Regions from separate parts of the Homo sapiens genome. Here region 2 is linked to region 1. The links are chromatin loops, found by intact Hi-C in ENCODE. Cell type or tissue: CD4-positive, alpha-beta T cell. All regions are shown on one strand.

Region 1 (8,000 bases):
TCCTACATTCAGATAATGTGGACACATAATCAATTACCAAACATATTTAATTCAGAGGCCTACTGAAGCGTTTCACACTTGAATCTTGTAGTGAAGATATTTACGAGATTGTTTTTATTTAAAGCCCTAGAGATTTAGAGGAATAAACTAGAAGCTTAACTTGAGACTTTCAAAATCCTGAGATCTATCCAGGCATCCATCATACATGACAGAATGATTATACCACCCCCAGAACTAGGTGCTCGATGACGCACTGAGTTAATCTCTTTCTATTCCAATGTATACTACATATATCTTTTATTCAATATATTGAGTACAGAAACTTAAAGCTCAGAACTTTGACATTCTCATGCATTAATTTCTTTTTGTTTAAACAACATAAAGAGATAGTCTTCATTAGAGAGGATCATAATGGACATATGTGGATAGGTTTTCCTGTTGGTTGCTCAAAAAGTAAATAGCAAAAATATGTGTCTCTATGTAAACATATTTTCTGAAATTGGGTCAAAAGGATCAATGACTAGTTTGTGGTGTGTGAGTCCTGTGGACGATGTGTGTACTGACCATTCATGCTTCCAGAGCTTCCTTTCTGTTGATCAGGGATTACGGGAATGATGTTTTAGAAATTTGGTCACCTGGTTTGTAAAGTAAGGTCTTCCTGGGCAGAGTTTTGCTTTTCCCTTTGTCTTCTGAGGTAGATTTATAGGCAGCTCTTGTTATTTACACTAAAGGAAGGAGGAGAGAGAGAGATTTTATAAAATTGGATAATCCTAAAATCATTTGGGGGGTGTTAGAATTCATAGTTTATTTTTTAGATAACAGATATGTTTCCTTAATTCATTTTCTTTGGACTAATTTTAGACATTTATTCCTATTACTTGAACACACAGTGGTAAAAGGCAGCAGAGGCATTTCTGAAGCATGAAGGATCATGGGGGAAAAGAATGAGATTAAAATTTTGCTATGGATATTGCCATGTTGTTCTTACACAGTTAAATAACTTAATTCTGTGAAATTTGCTTACAGTGTTGTCTTTTAAGAAGTTATGTACTGTAAAATATATATGCATATGTAAATTTTGTTTATGTATATTTCTGTAAACATATTTTTATTCCTTTATATATAATATACTTATCTATTATATTCCTGTATATTTTATTATATGCATATCAAAATATATAATTAATAATATGTTATATATAATTAATAATATATGTTATATAACATATAATTGTTATAGTCCTTCATATGTTATTATTATATGAGCTTTATAATAATATATAAAGGAATAAAATAAATAAGGTTCTGGTTCTGCCATTGATTTACTGCATGATCAGTGTGGGCTGGGAGTAGGGTGACCAACCATCCCTCCTTTGCCTAGGACTGAGAAGTTTCCAGGGATGTGGGACTTCCAGTTTTAAAGCCAGGGTGAGCTGTTCAGCTGAGCTCAAGGGAGTAGCCATGGACCAGGCAGGGGTGAGTTTTTTTGGTGGCCCAAGCCAAGTGTATATTGCAAAAATATAGTGAGCAAAATAGTGGGTCAAGAAAAGGGTCAGAGGAGAGTTAAGGGGCAAAGCTGAAGTTCACAGCCACCCAAAGTTTTAGACAATGAAGAGTGTTTCTGCAAGGAGCCAAATGAAATTAGAACAAGCTGGGCCCATTCTAGGTGAATAATGAGGTATGGTTCTCCCAGGAGTTCTAGAATAGTCAGTTGGCTACTGTAAGGGTCTTCTCATTCCGTTCCCTCTGCTGCAGGGACCACCTGCTCCAGGACTTACAGAGCCAATAGAGAAAGTCAGCACTTTCCTTCAGGGAAGTAGATTATTTTCATCGTATGCAAGGGATAAAGTAAACATTGGGGTTTAACAATGAACTTTTGTTTCTTATTTTCATTTTTGAAAAGTACTGAGTATTTAATCTTATGAGTATATAGGAAAATTGGGTGGTATTACATGACACTCCAAAATGCTTTCCCTAAAAGTTACCCTCCCATGGATGAGAGTGGTCTGATGGATAGTGGTGGTCTGTGATTTTACCCTACTCTTTCTCTATGAGAAGAGAGGCTCAAGTTTCCTTCTGGATCTAAATGGGTAGAATATGTGTCCAGCCCCTACGGGGTATATTGCCTCTCTCCATCCTCTGGCAGGAGAGGTGCTACTCTGCACCGTGGTATATTTACTTAGTGTACTATATACGTTAACAAATTTAAAAATGTATAAAGTGGAGATTTATGAATACAGAGAAAATAGGGGTAGGGAAAGAATGGTAAATCTAGAAGTGAATCCACAAAATGCATGCTGAGAGGTTCTGTATGGTGGATGGGCAAGGGCCCCCAGTTGGCTTTGTGCCTAGAGAAAAACATGGTCCAATAAGTGAATCAGTGTCCATAAGATACAACAAGCCAGTGCCAGAAGACAAGCTCAATGCTTCTTTGTATGAAGGCAAGAGGGAAGTTTTTCCAGTGGGTTTTCCTAAGGAGGATACTTCGAAATGTAATGAGCCACATTCTCAATAGTATCTTGACAGGCATTTCATAGAAGTGCTTCCTATAATGTTCCTCAGATAAAGGCTGATGGCATAAATTCACAGCTCAATTCAATAAAAATTCCTATCTTAAATTCTTTACAGAACAAAGTAAGGTATGAATATACACATTTTTAAAAGTCATCAAAAGATGGCAAGAACTAAATGAGACAGTCTAGGTATGAAAATCTCTGCTGGCCTGGAACCACCCAAAGACAGATTTTAGAGTATGCAGTGGAATGTCTGGATTTTCAATCCTTCAGGCAATTCTCCGTAATGGTGTTTCTAAAACAAGCTTTTGAAGTATTGAAAGCAATGAGTTTGATGGGATCCTGCCTGACACATACCTCCTGGAATTCACTCTGCCGTGTGGCTGATTATGTCCGGAACCCATTGATAATTCCTCATGTCAACGTTGGGAATGCAAGCACAGACAACACCTAAACAGAGGCCAGCCTGCCTTTTCTTGGAGGTGGGCCAAGGAATGGTTATGGGAGCGTGAAAGCTCTTCTCACAATTCTAGTTCTTCCCCAGTGCATGGAGTAATGGAAGGGCCCCAGCATTCTATACCTGTAGAACATTATGGTAAGAATTGAAGTATGCGACAAAAGTTAAACTCTTTTTGAGTTCTCTTGGTCCATGGGGAGCTGAGGTTCTTTTTTGACCGGGCCTCAGATACATCTCTTTGGCTTCATTTTAACACTGTTCTCAAAATCACCTCAGAATGGTACCTGGAACCTCCGTTTAACTCACTCCTTGGTTCTACTTTGGTTGCTCTATGACTGTCCCACCTCCCTCACCCCCCTCCTCCACCCCCCATGCTCTGAGCAGCTTGGCCTATGTTTTCCCTTTATCTCTCTCTTTGTTTTCTTTCTTTTGGCCCACCCTCCCTCCTCCCCTCTCTTCTTTCCTTCCTTCCTTCTTATGCCTGCCTTTCCCCTGCCATAATTCATACCTAACCTCACAGGCTCTTTCAGAGCTGTTAAGTAAAATTCTATAAGTAAAAACGCTCTGTATAATTTTTTTTCACCTGCTGCTCAACCTACCTGGTGACCCAGAGCTCCAATTTCTCATAAGAATTGCCACTACCTCTCTTGATTAAATTTTCAGGTTCATATTTTTGCACAATTGTTTTTTATAAACATGCATGAACACAAATAGGATTATTTATGTGATTTATTTCAGTCAAATTACTCTGATTCCAACCAATCTGAAGACATCTCCAACTTAACCATGGTTTTGGACATGATGCGGTGGGGGGGACAGTAAACCATGTTTTTTATTATATCCTGTCTTTGACAGATATTAGGAGACTAGACCAGTATGGAGTGAGATGACATTGTTAGTGATTTTTTCTTGGGATGCTTATCACATTGTACAGAATCTCATGTTGATCTTTCTAATTTTTTTTGTAATCCATGCAAGCTGTATATTTCCTTGTAAAAAATTGATATTTGGGAAAATATTTTTACCCTGAGAAGTTCCCAGAAATAGAGATTTTCTGAATCTTATGAGCTATGAGACATTTAACCAAAGAAAATTTTCAAAAACTATTTTAAATGGAAGCTCCATATATATTGTGCTTAATTTTGTCAAGAGACATAGTCTTAGGAGCACTTTTGACAAAATATCTGCTGTTCTGTTGATAACCTTGAAGCTGACCTCTTTCCCATTAAAGAATTAACATTTGGAATTTTTATATGAATGAATAAAACTGCAATGTCACCTTCCATTTAAGCAATATTTTTCACTTCTTTGGCATTTCTAGCCAGTCTTTTTTTTTAATTTGTGTCCTTGAGGTAGTCATTCATTTTGGATCTTAAATATCAAGCTTTCAGCATTTGTCCTTTTAGAGACTGTGTCATGAGGCTGAACTCTAATACTTGAAAATGATTAGAGTTTGCCACTTTACAACCGTTCTGATAGTTCATCACCTGCTTGGATTTCAGCTTACTCTGTAAATTCAGGTACTTAATACCTGACTCTGAATAAAAATATTTTGAAGTGTTTTAGCAACCAAACAAACCATGCAATGAGAAAGAGGTGCAGACGACTCGCTTGTGGTTATGGTTGTCAAGGAAACCATTTCCGTATATAGTGTTTGATAACAGCCATGTTTTTTTAAAGGCCATAAAAACAAAGCTTGTCCAGAAGTATGAAGAAGAAAGCATACAATGAAATAAGCCACAGCCAACTAGAAGTTATGAGAATGCATTAGATGCAAAATGCTAGATATCAATTGATGAGATGTTTTACAACATAGAAATTAAACTCAAGAGGGATAACATGTTGAAAAGTGTGGCAGAATGGGGGTGGCAGCAAAATGCCCTTGTTGAGGCAAGGTCAAAGTCTCACTATGTTCTCAAAATATACTGTGTGCATTTTTAGAGAAATTGTTTAATTAAACAAACAGCTTCATCTTTGCCATACACAAACTCGTGGAATGGAATTTAAACAGCTTTGATAACATAATCAGTGAGAGGCTTGAATATATTGCCCAGCAATAGACTAGATTGCTAGAGCTACACAAGCTGCAGGAAATGGAGAGCTTATTTGGGGGTTTTGTCTAGTTTATGCTACGTTTTGCTTTAAAAGAGAAATGAACTGTAGTGCATAGTGATGCTGAAGATCTTTATGGAGGAAAAAAGATCCTAAGATGTTGATTATGGATAAAGTCTATTTTGAAAGCTCTTTCTCAAGGTCTATACATATAGAGCAAAACCCCAAGGAGGAAAAGATGGCTGGGTATGGTGACTTATGCCTGTAATCCCATCACTTGGGGAGGCTGAGGCAGCAGATCACTTGAGGTCAGGATCTCAAGACCAGCCTGGACAACATGTGAAACCCTGTCTCTATTAAAAAAAAAAATAGCTGGGCATGATGGTGCATGCCTATAATCCTAGCTACTCAGGAGGCTGAGGCAGGAGAATCACTTGAACCTAGGAGGCGGAGTTTTCAGTGAGCCGAGACCGTGCCATTGCACTCCAGCACTCCAGCCTGGGCAACAGAGTGAGACTCTGCCTCAAAAAAAAAAAAAAAAAAGAAAGAAAGAAAAGAAAAGAAAAAAGAAGAAAAAATGATGTTGGTTTGACATTACAGATTTTTATTCTAAAATATGGTTTCCCATTCATAAAATGTGAAACATAAAGTATGAAAGATGTGGCAAAAGTGGAACTGTAAGGTGCATGATTCTATAGAGAAAAGGGGTAAATTGAGCCTAGTCTGAAACTATCCAACCTACAAAAAAAGAACATGTGGTTTAAAAGATACATGATTTGACATGTTGGAAGCCAGATGAAAGTCCAATGAAAAGACATAATTTCTGAATAGATTCTAATGTCTAAAAGAAATGATTTCATTCTTGCTCGAGCAATTTTTTCTTATTTCATAAACTATTAGGGTAATTATTTATGTAAGCAGAAAAATTGATTTTGTACTTCTCCCTTCCTTTTTCTTTAATATGTACACATAACTGCAGCATATGACATAGTAAAATTTTCACATTTGTTTCTTTACAATTTACCACAAAGGAAATGTCGTTTGGGCAACTTATGATGTGCAAAGATAGAGCCAACTCACTACTGCCTGTTGCCTCACACTTAAGTATCATTTATTTCTAAAGATCATGAAATGCTTATTTCATCCTAATGCCTCTTTCACATTATTCCATCAGTATTTTAATATAGAATAACAAAAGCAAAACAGAATTAATATATTTTAAGGGCAAGACGACTGACCTCAGGATGACTGATTCTCTTTTATGAGAATGCTGTAAGAAAGTAAGTGGGAAATGAATCAGAGGAGGAGAACAAGACATCACAGAATGTCCTCAGATCCCTGTGGCATTTTAGTCTGTACAAAAAAGACCTAACCCAGTGCTTCACATCTAGGTGTTTAATTTTTCCCCTTCCATTACCTCCCAGACCTTGCAATCATAATTTTCAGATTTTTTACTTTCTGTCTCTTAAAGCTTCCATTTTCTAATTAGTCAGTCTAAAAGCATGAGAATGACCAAAATGGTGAAAAGTCTGGAAATCATATTATATGAAAAGGGGAGCATGCATTTGAAGAACTGCCACATAGAAAAGGAATTTCACTTTTTCCGTGTGACTTTCATAGAACCAACTATGACCAGTGGGCAGTAGGTATATCATAGTAGATATTCAAGTCCTCAGAGTTGCTAAAAATAGACTCAGCTGCTTTAAGACATAGAAAACTAGCCATTTTTTGAGGGGGCCTTTTAGGATTTTCACTGCATCAACTATCTCCAATGGCACGTTCCCTTAGGCTGGACATTCTCATGTCTCTTCCTTTAATCCAAGCTCTTCTCCTAATCTCCTTACTACCTAAGTGTGAAATAGGCACCAAGTCCTATGGATTTGATCCCCTTACTGTCTCTTGAGCCTGTCCTCTTCCTTCCATCCTACTGCCACTCCATCATAGTTCCTGTCTCCTTGAAATGTGAGCTTCCTGAGGGCATGAGTTGTCTTATTTTTTATACCTAGTTAGCTAGCACGATAGCTGGTTACTCAGTAAATACATACTGAATATGTGACTTTCAACAATTTACTTTGAAATCATTTGGTTTGAGTGGCAGCCTGGTCTATTCATTCAATAAACATTTTTTGAGCATCTACTACGTGCAGTGGAGGATATCTGGATGAATAAGACAAAGTGATTTCCCCCTCAAGCTCATAGTCTAGTTGGAAGAAAAATATGTAAACGAAAATGGATTTGGCTCAGGCAATGTTATGAAAATAAATAAATACCTGATCGACTTAATTGAAGTTACAGCCTATCAGATTTCTACCATTTGGCAGGAGTTCTGCAGCCAGATCCACCAGGTGTTCTTTGAGAGGCCAAGGAGAGGGCTGGGTATCATAGGGCTAAAGGGATTGCCTTCTGGAGATGTGAGAGGACGTCCATACGTGAATGAGTGAGCCAGGCAAGATCACGAGGAAAAGCCACAGTTCTGGTTCTTACTACCAGCCTTTCCTTGCTAGGGACCATCTTTCCTTAGTTTAGAGTTTCTCATGGTTTTATTTTTCTCCTCGGGCCTCATCTCTTTCCACATCAAACTCTGTTTCATATTGGTTTGCTGTCAAACTGGTTTCTTCTTAAATTTGCAGTGCATATGTAGTTTCAGAGCTTTTGATTTTTCAGTCTCCAGTTGTTTAAAGTTCAGACTTTCTGCTTGGCTTCACAAATATAGTTAGCTATTATATGATTACTTAGTTACTTATTTTCCTATTTCCAATTTTATGAATCCAGGCAAATGCATGAAATGTTAGAGATGAGAGGCTCCTCCAATGTTATATTTTCTGTTAACCAGTTCATTGAATGCCTATTCCCTCCCTGCACCAAATGTTCCAGTCAAAGTGTTCTCTGCAGCTTCAGTGAGGGTGGTTTTATGGACCACCTTGGATTTAAGAAGGGGGAAAATACATTCTTGGCTGAGTATGGCATGTAAGACTTTT
Region 2 (8,000 bases), 820 kb before region 1:
AAACATTCCTCTAAAATTAATAAAATATAATTATGAGAAATATTTTGAGGTTAGAATCGTGTTAAGTACATGTTTCAACTTTAGGTAATACTAACTCCCTGCACCAAGAATAATAGGATTAACATACTCATAATTCTCCCCCTCAATATAGGATTTTTGTCAGTTATGTTATTAGAGGGAGTCTCACTTTGTACGGTCTCACTATACACAAGTTTCAATTACTACAAATTTGTTACACACCCAACAACATGGTTCAAATTTCAGTTATCATGATATATTAACTGTAATTACGTAAAACACAAACTTTGATGCTAGCTCTTTAGTCCACAAATCACTATGTAAATAACATGCTCATCATGATCAGTGATCAATCACATTACTTCTTTCAAAGTCTGTCAAGTGAATGATCACTCTGTTTACTCAGTTCACACAGAGGTGAGTGTATGTTGCCTCCTAGTCGCCCCGTGATAATCCTATGTAATAGTTTACAAAAATGAACAAAGGAGAATTAGCCAACAAACATGAGAGTCTGGCAAAGAAATAAAAGGTGACAACACGAAGTGAAATTTGAATTGAACATAAATGAGGTTATCAACAAATTTTAGCTGACCATGGGAATGTCGACACTTTCTCCATTCAAGAGACTACAGATAAGCAGCCACAGAAACTTAATAAAGGCCAAGTTATTGACACACATTAAGAAAGTGGTTGTGACATAAAGGTTGAAGATGTCACAGAAAAAGCTATGCCCACAAAAAAACTTCCCATTAAAGAAATCCTCAGATATTTCATGACACTGAAAGAGCAAAGGACAAAATATTTGAAGCTGATCCAAATTTAGAAAGGAGTATGCCAATTCACCAAGTATAGAAAAGATGCCTCCTCTGTAACTGAAGTTATACAATGAGAAGGCAGCAAAGAAAGCACTGTTTAAACTACTCTTAATGAGTCTTTTGTTTAAAAAATAATAATAATAAGGCCAGGTGTGGTGGCTCATGCCTGTAATCCCAGCACTTTGGGAGGCCAAGGTGGGTGAGTCACCTGAAGTCAGGAGTTCGAGACTAGCCTGGCCAACATGGTGAAACCCCATCTCTACTAAAAATACAAAAAATTAGCTGGGTGTGGTGGCAGGCATCTGTAATCCCAGCTACTCGGGAGGCTGAGGCAGGAGAATTGCTTGAACCTGGGAGGCAGAGGCTGCACTGCGCCGAGATCTCGCCATTGCACTCCAGCCTGGGCAACAAGAGTGAGACTCCGTCTCAAAAAAAAATAAAAATAAAAAATAAAAAATAAAATGAAATGACCTTAAATTTCAATGTTTCTAATATTTTTAATTACCATATAGTAAATAATAGTTTTGCTATTTTTTTCATTTTTCTTATATTTATAACCATCAGAAAGAAAAGTTTTGATGCTTTGACAAAGACTTTGAAGGTTTATAACATCTACATTCTGGTCTGGAACCATAATTCCCCAAGTTGCTAGTGTTAGAACCCAAGTGGAATTGATGCACAGCATTTTTCTAAGGCTTCTCCAATTTCTTAGTTTTTACTTTGTTCATCTCTTGATTGCCTGATATACTCAGGTATTTTATTGCTTATTTGTTTTAAAATAAGAGTATAACGGGTATTGTAGTTCTCTGATATTCCTGGGTTAGGCTGTCTTTTGCCTTATTGGAAGAAAAATTTGAATGGTTATAAAATGGCTGGAACAGTTTTTTTTCCTTCAGAAGTTTGAAGATACAGTTCTATACTCTTCTTGCATTTGCTGGGTGTTGCTATGGCAAAGTTTCTAAGACTAGAGTGGTCTTTTGTATCTTGTATATGACTTGTTTTTATTATGTGAATGTCCATATGATTCTTAGTTCTTGAAATTCAGCAAAAAAACTCCCAATTCCATGTCCAACTCTCTCCTACTGCCTCTCAGTCAACTTATTTAGATTCCAAACTCATAGCAAATTAGCAGCAGAAATACAGACTAGTGGCCAGGAACACTAAACACATAGGAAAGGGAAGGAAAAAATACACACAGAAAGGGGGGGAAATAACTTTCAAAGCAGGTTAAAGAATACTTTGCATTGAAGATGGCAACCTTTCAGACATTTAGAAAATTGCGTGCTCTGTAATGATCCATTCCTGGGTAGAGGATTCTAGGCAACACATGTTTTGATAGCATCAGAATCCACATACAGCTACTAAATTCTGAGTTCAATACCATGTAATTTTAATATTATATATAATATTTCAGCATAAATTCCTAATTACTTTTTTTGAAACGGAGTCTCACTCTTTCACCCAGGCTGGAGTGTGGTGGTGCAATCTCAGCTCACTGCAACCTCTGCCTCCCAGGTTCAACAATTCTCCTGCCTCAGCCTCAAGAATAGTTGGGATTACAGGTGTGCGCCACCATACTTGGCTAATTTTGTCTTTTTGAAGAGACGGGGTTTCACCAAGTTGGCCAGGCTGGTTTTGAACTCCTGACCTCAGGTGATCCACCTGCCTCGGCCTCCCAAAGTGTTGGGATTACAGGCGTGAGCCACCATGCCCAGCCCCTAATTACTTTTACACGTATCTTTTCATGTGTCAAATTCCTGACTACTCTTTTATGTGTCAATTCCAACAGAACTGATTTCCCAGAATGTACATTTTTATTGCTTTATAGTTTTATATTTAACACATATAAACAACACTTAGAAGAAATACAAAAATTTTTTAAAATTCCTAATGTATTTTGAAAGAATCTTTGTAAAACATCATTCAAATGTTAATTAGGTTGTAAACAGTTCCTTACTATTTTAAACACTGCATAGAAAACTTCATACTGCTGTTTTTTAGGGTTTTCTAACACACAGACACACACATACCTCTGTCTGAAATTAATATAAATTCAAACTCTAAATTAAATATGCCATTCAAATCCTGAAATTAATCTAGATAATAAAAATATTAATAGCAATTGCAACCCAGAATAATCAAATAAGGGAGTTTCAAACCAGGTGTAAAAATACTTTGTCTCTTTGTTTCAAGATTAAGAATAAAAATACAACCACACCTTTTTCTTTGGGTTAACCACAAAGCAAACTACAGACAGTTTGCACAAATTCAGAGCAATGCATACGTGGCAAATTAACAGCCTTATCAAGCTTCAAACATCCTGGCTTTTTGAGGCACAGTAATACCTCCTCTCTCTTCACAGTTTATTGTTGAGGGATACGTAATTCATATTGATATGACTCAGAGCCATGAGAAACATTTAATAATTATCACTCAGAAATAAAACTCAGATGATGAGAGTCCTATATAAATTAAGTAGAACATGTGCCTAGCTGAAAGAGCAAAAATAAAATAAAATAAAATAAAATAAATCATAATAGACCCTCCATATCAGACTCTAAATTTACTAGGGCTTTGAGGTAACAGACTTCTGCTCTAAACCACTCAAGTCAAAGCAGCATCAAAAACTGACTCTTTGCTCCTAGATCTGGTAACTTCAGCAATTTTAAAAAAGAACAACAAAGCTGAAAGACTTAAACTGCCTGAGTTCAGGACCCACTATTAAACTACAATAATCAGGACAATGTGATATTTGTATAAGGGTAGATAGATCAACAAAACAAAATACAGAGTCTAGAAACACACCCATGTATACATGATAAACCAATTTTTTTACACATATTTCAAAATAATTCAGTAGGGAAAGGATATTATTTTCAACAAATGGTGCTGGAATAACTAGACAGCCACATTAAAAAAATATATAAATCCACCTTTACCTCACATCATATACAAAAATTAACTCAAAATCAGTTATAGATCTAATGAACAAGCTAAAATTATAGAACATCTAGGAAAAAAAAACAAGAAAAAATTTGTGACATTGGGCTAGGCAAATATTTTTTAGGTAGGCTATAAAAGGCATGAATCATAAGAGAAAAATAATAAACTGGATTGATCATAATTTAAAGTATTTGTGCTTCAAAAGTTCCTGTTAAGAAAATTAGAATGTAAAGCACAGACTGGGAGAAAATATATCCAAAGCATATATTTGATAAGGGACTAATATCCAGAACATATTAACTTTTATAACTCAGTAATAACAGAACAAATGACAAATATATATATATATATATATATATATATATATATATATATATATGAATAGCAAATAAGCATATGGGAAAATTTTCAATGTCATTAATCATCAGGAAAAATCAAATTAAAATCACAATGAACTACCACTATACACCCAACAGAATGGCTGAAATTAGTAAGACTGGAAATACCAAGTGGAAGGACACAGAATAATTAAAACTCATACACTGCTGGTGGGAAATGCAAAATATTATAGCCATTTTAGAAAAGATTGGCATTTCTTATTAAGTTAAACTTACACTTGCCATATGACCTAGTAATCCTATTCCTAGGTGGGAAATATATGAAAATGTATGCCCAAATAAAAACTTGCACTCACAGGTTGACAGCAGCTTTATTAATACAATAATAGCCAAAGACCAAAAATAAGTCAAATACTCATTAAATGGTGAATGGACAAAGAAATTATGTTCAATCAAATCAACTAATACTACTGAGTAATAAATAAGAATTACAATATATCTCCAATATTGTGTTCTAGCAAATCAACTAACACTACTGAGCAATAAATAGGAATTACAATATATCTCCAACAACATGGATAAATCTCAAAAGCATCATGCTAAATGAAAGAAAGTAAATCAAAAGACTATGTACTGTATGATGCCATATATATGAAATCCTAGGAAAGAGAAAGGTGTAGTGACAAAACACAAATCAAGGTTGCTAGGCGTCAGAGGTGGGGAGAAGGAATTTACTGCAAATAACTATGAGTTAAATTTTTGGGGTGATGAAAATGTTCTGTATCATGACTGTGATGGTGGTTAAACAACTGTATACAATTGTCAAAAAAGAATTGTGCACTCAATTTGAAATTTTATTGTCTGTAAATTATATCTAAAAAAGATGAATTAGCTGAACGATCTGGTTCTACTGAATTAAAATTCTATGTAGAGTATCAGAGTGTGATTACAAAATGTTTTGAGAGGATACTATAGAATTTCTTGTGTAATTTTGGTAGGGTTTTAGGATGTTCTGAAAGCAAAGGCCAAGGAACAATGACTCATAGATGATAGTCCCACAACAGTCTACACAAAAAAAGGTAAATATAAATTTATATCTCCCTTACTCCCATTAGTACCATGCCTAAAATACTTTGTTTACAGAATTACTGTTTCTGATGAATGAACCATTAAAGAGAAACACCGAGTACAGAGTTTCAGATTGGGAAGATGAAAAAATTTCTAGAGATGAATGCACAACAATATGAATGTACTTAATGCCACAAAACTGTAAACTTAAATGGTTAAAATGGTAAATTTCATATTATGTATATTTTACAACAATAAAAATTTTTTTTAAACATTGGGGGGTAGGGGAGAGGCACTCCAAAAAAATGTACATAAATCTAGAAATGCACAGGAAGTTCATTTTGAAAGAGTTCCTTTGGTTTGATTAATAAAGACTATTCTACTGTTGCTTTCACAAAATCAAGCTTAATAGTGGTTATTAGGTACGATTCTACTAAAGGAAATTGTGCTTACCAACTCTATCCAAGCTTATTTTTAATGTTTAGGGCTCTTACCAGAATATAGTTTTTGCTTGTAACAGTTTGAGTTGTCTAACACAGACAGGAAAAACACTGGGAGCTCCAAAAAGGTTCTACATTTGGATGGCCCAAATACATGTCATTTTGTCATCTAAATTAATCTGCAAACTAAACTGAACACAAATACTCAAAACATGCTAACAGAAGCCCTAAAGTGACTGTGGCCTGGGGTTAAATAAGGTCACACAAGAACTGCTAAGATAAACATCAAATTCATGTCATTTGGTAAACGAGAAAGCCATCTGTGCAATTCACTGTGGGTAAACTGCAGACTGACTGGGGCTAGACATTTGTCAAACATAGTCGTTATTAATAGTCATGCCAATAAGTGTTAAAAACCCAAAAATCCCTAGATTTAAGTCCAGAGATGGCAGAGTTGTAGTAATCTACCTAAAGCTGGCAGGACATTTCTATTAAGAAATAGCATTAATAGAACCTTCTATTACATTAATAGAAAGTAAGTTCAAAGGGCACATGCCAAGAACAGGAAAGAATGTATGCGCTTTAAGCAAGTTCTATGTACTATCTGGAGAACAAGTTCTGAGTTACAGGCTAAGTGGATTTTAGGAGGGCAATTTCAATTTAGGCAGGAAATAAATAATAATGATAGTAGTAGTCGTTATCAGTAGCAGCAGTAAATTCTTACATCATGCTTCCTATTTGCCAGATATTAGTTCTAAGCACTTTCATTATATTAACTTGCTTAATCCTTCTAACAACATTGTGAGGCTGGCAAACCATTGTCTTCATTTTGCAGAGATGAAGAAACAGGCTCAGGAAGACTAGGTAACTTTCCCATTGTAACCCAGATGAGAGGTGGCAGAGCCATCTCAGGGTGTCCTGCTCCAAGTCCAGAGTTCTTGCTCTTAATAATACTATATTGCTTGTCTTTGGAAAACACCACTGCTTTCCTGGGAAGCAAGAAGGTTAAAGGAATTGTTCTACTGTAGACCAGACTGGAGAGTAGTATTAGAAAGAACTAGTGAGAAATGAGGAAAAACTTTCAACATTTATTAAAAGCCTGCCATGTACCAGGCATTTTATATTTTAGGATAGTAGGCAACTGACTACAAAAAAGTAAATGACTTACAGGCCCTGAAATTCACCTTAAACTTGTATTTTTAATTAAGTTTATTATTTCTTTGCATTTAAACACAAAGATATATCACAATGATCAAATGCAAAAAAAAAAAAACATTATTTTACTTCATCTTCACAAGAATTCAATTCAGTTCTTTCAAAAAAATTTGCTAAGCATTTATGTACCAGGCACAAGACATATAAAAAAGGTGAATGTATTAAAAATTAAAGAAATTGGTTCCTGTTCTTTAAAAAAAAATCTATAGTCTACAATAACTCTTTGCAATTATTCTCATTTTACATAGAAAGACACTGCTCAGATGGGTTAAATAACCTGTTTAGGGTCCAACCTGTAAATAGCTGAGACAGGATTTGAACTCAAGCCCTTCTAACTCCAAAACCTATACACTTTTACCCTACAGAAAGCTAAAAGTGTTTCTGAGTGTAGGGACCGGAAAAAAATTTCCAACTGACTTCAAATAACAAATACAAGGCAACTGTATTCTCGTTAATATTTTAGAACTGTGTCATGTTAGTTGAGAACTTGAAAAGAGGAAGTGTAAATTCTAGACTAAATCTTGGGTTACAGACCTCACACAGATTGAATATAGAAGAAGTACACAGCAAGAGTCACTCACATTGTAAAATAGTTGAACATTTTAAAATACATATTACAGTGGACACGTATGGTCCCACTGGAAATATATAAGACAATGTTACTTTCAAGAGTTCCCAGTCTTTGAAGCTGAAATCCTTCTCTCTTAAATCTTATTAAGTAGTTAATTGTAGCAGAAAGTTACTCAGTTAGGTCCCAATAGGCACAGGCCAGAAAGTCCTCTGAAAGCTGCCCTCAGTACCTGCACTGTCACAAACCTACTAAGTGTATTCTATAGTTAGAAAAAATGTATTGATATAACTTTCTGCCATTGATATAACTGTTCTACCTAAAAAGAACAAGATATTAAAGATACCATGCTTTATAAAGAGATGATCCTATTCATTGTGAGAAACTGAACTTATCCAGCTATATGCTATTTTATTTAACTTTGGAACTGCATTCATCAGTACGCATTTATGAGATGGCTAAGGTCTGAGGGTATAGGATGGAACCACTTGGCCATCTCAAAATCATTAGCCTAGATTTGTTAAATTATGCTTTGCCCAAACTGAATTAACCAGGGATAAATGATTTTGAAAGAAATAAGGGTTGACATGTGGGT

What was found. Hi-C counts contacts between places; a loop is a spot of excess contacts. Peaks named below come from ENCODE experiments on the same cell type or tissue, not always from the same donor. Only the 100,000 strongest peaks of a DNase experiment are listed, where the experiment ranks them.
Region 2: a loop joins it to region 1, with 7 times the contacts of the local background. A loop is called at or near these places in 7 of 110 quality-filtered maps.

The regions. Positions count from the first base shown.
Region 1 is chr1:185,562,604-185,570,603 of GRCh38, forward strand. It overlaps LINC01350 (long intergenic non-protein coding RNA 1350), which reads right to left. Exons shown (of 4, transcript NR_110793.1): 3 at 565-725. The region is part of intron 1 of LOC107985239 (a long non-coding RNA gene); the gene reads left to right. Among named protein-coding and RNA genes, the nearest start is that of LINC01350, 62 kb to the right of the region's middle. RefSeq lists a silencer at 3,020-3,220. In CD4-positive, alpha-beta T cell, no CTCF peak of the experiment used is centred here; DNase peaks (open chromatin) are centred at 4,598, 5,058 and 6,078; H3K27ac peaks cover 3,986 bases.
Region 2 is chr1:184,740,139-184,748,138 of GRCh38, forward strand. The region is part of intron 2 of EDEM3 (ER degradation enhancing alpha-mannosidase like protein 3); the gene reads right to left. Among named protein-coding and RNA genes, the nearest start is that of EDEM3, 11 kb to the right of the region's middle. In CD4-positive, alpha-beta T cell, no CTCF peak of the experiment used is centred here; DNase peaks (open chromatin) are centred at 3,123 and 5,913; H3K27ac peaks cover 2,714 bases.